Linked DNA regions of Homo sapiens: all the other regions are linked to region 3. The links are chromatin loops, found by intact Hi-C in ENCODE. Cell type or tissue: ascending aorta. All regions are shown on one strand.

Region 1 (2,500 bases), 200 kb after region 3:
AAAAACAGGTCATGATAAAGTCATCCTATTTACTCGAACTGCTCGCGTATAAGTATTATGCAGTACAAAGAATATTATGCTCATTTTTCTATGTGCCAGGTTGTCTTTTCTTTTTTTAATTTTTTTGACACGCAGTCTCGCTTTGTCACACAGGCTGGAGTGCAGTGGTGCCATCTCAGCTCACTGCAACCTCTCCCTCCCGGGTTCAAGCGATTCTCTTGCCTCAGCTTCCCGAGCAGCTGGTATTACAGACACCTGCCACCACGCCTGGATAATTTTTGTATTTTTAGTAGAGACGAGGTTTCACCATGTCGTCCAGGCTGGTCTCGAACTCCTGACCTCAGGTGATCCGCCTGCGTTGGCCTCCCAAAGTGCTAGGATTACAGGCGTGAGCCACCGCGCCCGGCCCAGATTGTTTGTTTTATTTGATTACACAATGAATTCTCTTCTTGAAGTTTGCCTTTCTTCTCTTTTTCCTGTCCCTTTCTTTTTACTGTATCAATAGTTGTCTGACCCAAACCTCAACAAGTAGAAGGAATTTTGGACTGAAATGTTTCCGTTCACTAAGTCTCAATTGCGTTCTTGGAAAGGTGCTGGCACAGCTGAGGGACACCCCAGCTGTTAGTTGAGTTTGTGAATTGCAGATCCTGCCCCAGAGTCAGTGAAATTTCTTTTTCCCTTATACTATCTCAACTTTACGCAGCCAACCCTGTGTACCCAATAATAGCTCAATTTAGTGGCATCCGCTAAAGTCTTGTATAGAGAAGTTTTCCCTCTGGATTTCCCCTTTACTGAAGAAAAATGGGGAGACCCAGACAAGGGTCCCGGGACTACGCTTCCCAGCCGCCTCCGCCCGGCGCCCAGTCCAACTTCCCTTACAGGGATGGCCCCTGGCATCTTGGCCCCGCCCATCCCCAGCACCATATTGCGAACTACAATTCCCAGCTGCCTCCATGCGTCGGACCCTTCAAAATGGGCTTCCCAGCAGCCTCTCGGGCGAAGAGCCCCGCCCTTCGGAGCTGCTCCCCAGGTCGACCCGGCGCACTCTTCCTGCCCCCTGCCCCGTCACGTGATGCAGTCCCGCCAACCGGCACGGGGAGGCGGGCAGCGGGCGGTGGCCGGGGGCGGGCAGGCCGTGGGGGGCGGACCCCAGAGGGGGCGGAGCAGGGCCCGGCAGCCGAGCAGCCTGGCAACGGCGGTGGCGCCCGGAGCCCGAGGTGGGTGCGCGCTCACGGCTGGCCTGGCTCGGAGCCGGGCACTGCGGGGACCCGTGGTGAGGGGATCGGGAGGAGGAAGTTGGGACTCCTTGGGCCAGCGGGTCGCGCGGGGCCTTGCCGCACCGTCAGGGTTGGGTGGGGGTTTCGTCCAAGCGCCGTCGCTGTCCCCGCGGGGCAGGGCTGAGGCCAGGGAGCAGCAGGCAGGTACCTCCGGCTTCCTCCCGTTCTCCCCGCCCAAGGTGGCCGGCCGGCGGCGGGCGAAGGTCGGGACGGGGGTAGGGGTTGGCTGGCCGTGGAGCTGGGGGCGGACGTCTCAGCCACTGCCTGGACTTTGCTTCCCCGTCCCGGGGCGGTGAGTGGGCCGGGCGTCCGCCCTGCCTCCCCGGCGACGCTCCGCGGCTGGTCCTCGCCTTGGCCCTCCGCACGGAGCGGGCGTCCGTCGCATCCCCGGTGGGCCCTGCGGAGCGGCCGCAGCCCGGCACTGGCCGCGAAGCCTCGATGGCCGCTCTCGGCCAGTGTTTCTGTGTCATACACGAGAGGTTTATCTGCTTTTGCAACAGTTGAGGGAAGATCTTAGAGGGAACGGTTAGTTCCCTGATACGCAGTCGGAAGTATGTACAGGCACGAGCAAGCGCCCGTGGCCGGGTTGCCTCCCTTAACTGTCTTTTGCTGCGCTCAGGAAGTGAAAACTAATTTTAGTATTTGCCTAAGCAAGTAAGAAGTGAATCTGCTGCAAAAATTATATTAGAGCTTTATAGACGCACGCATCGTTTGAGGCGAAGTGGGTTGCGACTGGTTTTGAAACAGATACACCAGATCTTCACAAGAATAAAATTATAGCATTTTAGAATTGACTGGCATCCTGAAGTTTACATTGTTCATTTGTTTCCTGGATGGGGGAACTGAGGCCCAGAGAGGGTAACTAATATGTCCCGGGCTTCAGGGCAACTTAATGGCAAAGCTAATATCACAAGCCAGCTCTTTGGGGGTATCTTGGTGTCTGTCTAGTCTGGATTCTTTTTACCACAGCTCAGTATTATTCCTTGTGAAATAAGCACCTTAGAGTCTTGAGACTGAGCCAGCAATTTTGCTAGACTGCAAACCATTTTGAATTTCCTTCAAAATCGGTTTACCAACCAAATAAGACAATCAGGCCTGTTACTTTGCAGACACGTTTGCCTTCATCCAACATATATATTGGGCACGATCATGTATTCACCAGATTTGATTCTGAATGGCTTTTGGCTGCTTCACAAAATCAAATCTACTTTTCAGAGATTCCA
Region 2 (2,500 bases), 180 kb after region 3:
AAATGCAGATAAAGAGGCTCAGAAACAAGCTAGGAAAAGGGAGGTAGATTTCAACTGAGGTTTCTCAGACTCAAGGAGACAGGAAGTGCTCAGAGGGTGGAACCACAACACAGTGAATGTGCTGGGGATAACCCTGGGGAAGGAGGGGTCCCTCGTGTTTGGTGGAAGGGGGCGGGAGGCTTCTTAAAGGCGGAGGCATGCACAGCTGGCTCTGCAGAGCTGGAGGCCCTCTAAGGCAGCGAGGTGTGAAGGAGTGGACTTTGGGACAAAAAGGAGGTTTGTTTTACTACGTTGTTCAAACTTATGACATCCTCCCAAAGTGGGCACTGTCGTTATTTGGCTTGAGCCCCAGCTACGCTTGGCAGCGGAAGACAACAGCTTCCTCTCGCATGGCCCTGCCCTGGAGAATTGTCACAGCTCCTCAGATGGAGACATCACAGTTAGGAAGTGTCACCCAAGAAGCAAGTCTTCACCCCCAGCCACAACTGCCAGATTTCATTCATTCATCCATTTGTTTCTTCAGCAACAAGCACTTCCTAAGCACCTGCTAGCTGCCAGGTCCTATGCTGGGCATGGGGTGAGTGTGGGGTTGATGAACCCTGTATTGATAGCGAACGGTATTGGGGCCCCCTCACTAACCATCCCTACCCCTCCCGCCACTCTTTCGGGCTCTAGGGATGCGGAACAGGGCAGACGCGGTTCTCAGAAGCTGCCCCTCCCCCAGCACAACGCGAGGGTGGGCTTTGGAGCTTATGGCTTGTCAGCAAAAGAGAGCGCATGCAGGGCCTTGGCCGGTGGCAACCTGAGGGTAGCAGGTTCCCATCCCAGAATTCCCCTGGGCAGGCCAGCTTCTGAGGGAGTGTCCTGTTCCCTCCGGACTTGGCTCGATGGGGAGCCCCAGCCGAGTTACTGGCAGTCACCACCCTCCCGGGTCCCACCCACGCAGCGGCCAACGGAAAGCTCTGGCCCTCCCAGGCTGGAGTTTGTGCCAGGCAGGCTCCAGTAGCGGGGCAGGGCCCGGGTGCTTCGCTCGGCAGCCCCCACGCCCCTTCCTCCACACCCGAGGGTTGGCAGAGGTCCCCTAAGCCCTCGGCCTGTTCCGACCGCGCGCGAGTCTCCGCACCACTCGGTGCCCTTGACCGCGGACCTCGCTGCCTCTCCATTGGCCCGGCCGGTCACGTGCGCGGCCGCCGGTCCCAGCCGGCTACAGAGCCGCTGCTGTGCCCGGTCTTGCAAATCGCCGCCGTCCAGCCGCCTGCTCTGGTGCGAGTCTTCTCCGCTTTACGACTCGGACTCAGAAAAGCCGGCCTGGGCTTCGGCCACTTCCCCAGCACCCGTGTCTGCCCTTCCAATTGCCCCTTTCCTGCCTGGCACGACCTGGCCTTGCTCACTGCACGCTTCCCTTCTAAGTGAGCCTTCTTTTTCCTTTCCCTCAGCCAGCCTTGAAGTCTCCTTCGACAGAGAGTGAGACCTGCTGTCCTCCCTGCCCTTAGTCACTGTCCACTCAGCCTAATGCCTCTGTGGAAGAGGAGGAGCCGCCATCTCTGAACTGTTAATGGAGGTGGGGAAAGAGAGCCAAGCTAGGAAACAGGTTGATAGACGGATCGGCCCAGTCAACTGTGAACACAGCTGCTGATTCATGCAATATGTGTTTACTGAGCACCTACTGGGTATCAGCAAGGTGTTAGGTGCTAGAGACGGAGCAGGGAACAAAACAGGTAAGATCCCTGCCCTTAGAGACCCACCATTCTAGAGGATAAAGCCAGACATCCCAGGTGTGGCCTTTCACAAGACCGCCCCTTAGATGCAATCAGGGGCATTCATTCATTCATTCATTCATGCAAGTGTTCTCTCACCAAGTCATTTCTGAGCTCTCCCCACCCTGGGTCCTGAATTCTGCTGGGCACTGTAAGGAGAGGAGAGAGGAGATCCATCAGCACCAGTCCTAGCCCTCAAGAAGCTCAAAGCCCAGTAGATGTGAAACCCTATAATTATACTGGAAGCTAGTAAGGGCTGTGCCTAAGGTATTACTCTGGGCACAGAGGACAATGCAGTCTGAGCATGGCTGGGTGTTCTGCAGAGAGCAAGAGCAGAGCCACTTACTGAGAAGGGTAGGAAAGCTCAAACTTGTTTTCTGACACCACGGTTGGTATCATGTCTCCAGCCTAGGCTGGTGGCTTGACTTGCTGTCCTGTGAAAACACCAGTGTGGTTGTGACTCATTAGGCTGGGCGGGTGGCAGGAGGATTGCCAATTACATTTGAATTTCAGACACACACACTCACCACACACACATCATTTTTAATGTAAGTATATTTCAAATATTACATGGGACATACTTATACAACAAAATTCATTGTTTACATGACATTCAAATGTAAGTGAGTGACCTGTATTTTTATTTTCCAATTCTGGCAACTTTTGAAGGTGAGGTGTGGGAATGGGCCGAGGTGAACTTGTCTAGGAAGAGCAGGGGCCCCAATGACTACAGTGCCCAGTCT
Region 3 (2,500 bases):
GTTCCTGCGGAGCAGCCCCGGCGCCCCTGCGTCAGAGTCCGCGCTTCAGGTTCCCCAGCATCCGCGCGACGACAGAGCTGGGCGCCCGGCGCCGGCTAGCGCGGGCGGGAAGCCCCCCGGAGCGCCGCCAAATACTTTTCTCGGCCAGTTGGCTTGGCCAGGCTCCGTCCCAATGCAGTGTGTCCGAAGCCTCCTGGAAAGCTGGAGATGTCGTCTGATTCTGATCCGTGATTAAATTCGGACTGAGCAGACACTAATAGGATTAGCCTGCCAGAAAGCTCGGCCCTGAAGCCATCGGAACCTGTGCAAACACGCGCCTCGGGCTGGAGCATTCACTCCCGCCCCGCCGCGCTTCTGCAGCTGGGTGCGGCTGACCTGGGCACCCGGAGTGTGGGTGTGTGTGAGCGGGCGGGAGCACAGCGTGGCTGGGGGACGTGGGGAGAAGGGGCTGCTTTTGCTGGGGTGGCTTGTCGTTGTTGTTTGGCACCACGGTGCCCCCCGGGGGCGCGGTCCCCACGGTGAACGTGCTGCTCACGGGTAGGCAAACCCAGGCCGGCTCCGGGACATTGTCTGCAAGGGCGAGCGAGCCGAGCTTACTAGAGGCGGCTGCGCTGGAACAAAGGCGCAAAGTCTCCCTGAGACCAAGCAATTTTGAAAGAGTTGGCTAGGGAGAGGGCCTGGGTCTCCCGGGGTAGACCCCCGCGGGAATTGCGCCGCCCCCAGCGGCCCCGGCCCGCGCCTGGGGAATTGTGTTCCCTGGTTGCGGTGAGCCGGCGAGCGACATCGCAGCGGCGCGGCCCAGCTCTTGGCAGGCGTGGGTTGCCGCCCGAGTGCCCACCGGCCGGGCGGGGTCGACCGTGCACCCGCCGGGGCTTCCCGGCCGCCACCGCAGCTCTGGGCCCCTGGAGGCCGCGCAGCTTCTTTCCTTCCCTCCCTCCCACCTCTTCTTGTCTTTATAGATCCCCCCTCCCTCCCACCCCCGCCGCCGCCGCCGCCAACAATCCGCTTTATAAAAAGCCCCTTTGTTTCCCAGGAGGCTGGAGAGAGGGAAGGGGAAAAGGGACGCAGAGGCAGAGGGCGGGGGCGGCTGTCTCCAAGTGGTTTCGAGCCGCTCGGGACAGGAGGGCAAGTGTAGGCGATGGGGGAGGGGGCTGTGTTTCGAGGACCCTCTGTGGGAACCCACGAAGGCGCACGGAGCCTCAGCCCCGGCCCTCGCTGCACGCCCGGCCTGCCAGCCCTGGACACCCTAAATCCTGGCGGCCGGGACGGCCGAGTGGACTGCACTGCGAGCTGGCGGGCGCGCGCAGAGGCCCTAGGCTGCAAGCGCTCCGCGGGGTGGGCAGACGCGACTCGCCGATGCGCTCGCCGGGCTCGGGCATAGGGGGCGCCCTTTCCTTGGTTTCGCTTTGCAGCGGGCGCCCCTCGCCGCCGGAGCTCAGGGCAGCTGTCGCGCCCGCCGGTGGCTAAGACGGAGGCGGCAGCTCGGAGGCTTAGGCCACCCGCGTCTGGCTACACGCCTCATTTCTTCCCGCGCCCTCCTGCCACACCCTCCGCCCCACCACACACAAGGGCTCAAACTCTCCGAGCGCCCTTTGTTTGGAGGCGCGGAGGCAGTGGGAGCCGCCACCTCCGGGGTTCGTGTAGCCTAGGCGGGCAGTGAGGATGAGCGTGCTACTCTGGACTGCGCGCTGGCCTGCTGCCTCTGCACCTAACCCAGCGCCTGACACTAAAGCTGCCAGCTTTAGTTAGATTGACCATTTAGCGGGTCCTTGTCCCTTATAACTGCCCCCCTAAAACTTTCGAGAACCAGGGCTTGCACTGAGGAATGTCAAATATAATGTTAGAAGTAACCTTTCGCCATTCTGTTGGCCTGCTCCGCCCCTGTGCCCCAAAGTGGTCGGTGTCTCTCATAGAGTTTGTTCGGGAAGGGAATACTGAAAAGAAAAAAGTGACAAATAAGGAAAGTGGGCGGGGCCCAGGCTCAGGCTGGTGGGTCTCCCAAGCGAAGTCAGATTCCACCCGCTCTCTGGCCGCCTCCGCCCCTCCTACTTCCATTTAATCTGATGTCGACGTTTTATTTGTGCCTTTTTGCATATCTTTCTCCTACTCCCCTCCCCTCCCATCTCTGGAGGTTATTGATAAGTGCTGCTCAAACATTTGTTCTCTGCGTCTTTGGAGTAGAAGATGAAGCGTTAACACCCTCAACGCGCATACACACATCCCAAATGCGCGCATACACACATCCCAACTGCATCTAAAACCACAAGAAAGTAATCAAAGGGTAAACTACTGGTTCTGCCTTCTCCTCCCTCCTTTGTGCTTCTCTTCTGGAGCAAGATCATTGGAAAATAAAGCTGCTGATGTGCGAGATGGAACATATGGTGCCTCCATAAGAGAGAAGCTGAAATGGCCTTGAACCTGCCGGACAGACCAGCTGTTTGCTGCCAGCCAGAGCAGCTAATCAGCTTCTTCCCCTTAAAGTAACAGCCCTCTTTTCACT

Evidence for each region. A loop is a pair of places that touch in the nucleus more often than their neighbours do. Peaks named below come from ENCODE experiments on the same cell type or tissue, not always from the same donor. Only the 100,000 strongest peaks of a DNase experiment are listed, where the experiment ranks them.
Region 1: a loop joins it to region 3, with 13 times the contacts of the local background. A loop is called at or near these places in 24 of 110 quality-filtered maps.
Region 2: a loop joins it to region 3, with 2.9 times the contacts of the local background. A loop is called at or near these places in 6 of 110 quality-filtered maps.

Annotation. Positions count from the first base shown.
Region 1 is chrX:150,567,446-150,569,945 of GRCh38, forward strand. It overlaps MTM1 (myotubularin 1), which reads left to right and starts at 1,176. Exons shown (of 15, transcript NM_000252.3): 1 at 1,176-1,217. RefSeq lists a silencer at 978-1,657. In ascending aorta, no CTCF peak of the experiment used is centred here; DNase peaks (open chromatin) are centred at 1,016, 1,466 and 1,851; H3K4me3 peaks cover 1,424 bases; H3K27ac peaks cover 1,331 bases.
Region 2 is chrX:150,546,696-150,549,195 of GRCh38, forward strand. No RefSeq gene overlaps it. Among named protein-coding and RNA genes, the nearest start is that of MTM1, 21 kb to the right of the region's middle. In ascending aorta, no CTCF peak of the experiment used is centred here; DNase peaks (open chromatin) are centred at 896 and 1,066; H3K4me3 peaks cover 1,184 bases; H3K27ac peaks cover 1,782 bases.
Region 3 is chrX:150,364,136-150,366,635 of GRCh38, forward strand. All of the region lies in intron 1 of MAMLD1 (mastermind like domain containing 1), which reads left to right. Among named protein-coding and RNA genes, the nearest start is that of MAMLD1, 2.1 kb to the left of the region's middle. In ascending aorta, a CTCF peak has its summit at 1,384; DNase peaks (open chromatin) are centred at 48, 532, 1,396 and 1,976; H3K4me3 peaks cover 2,500 bases; H3K27ac peaks cover 2,500 bases.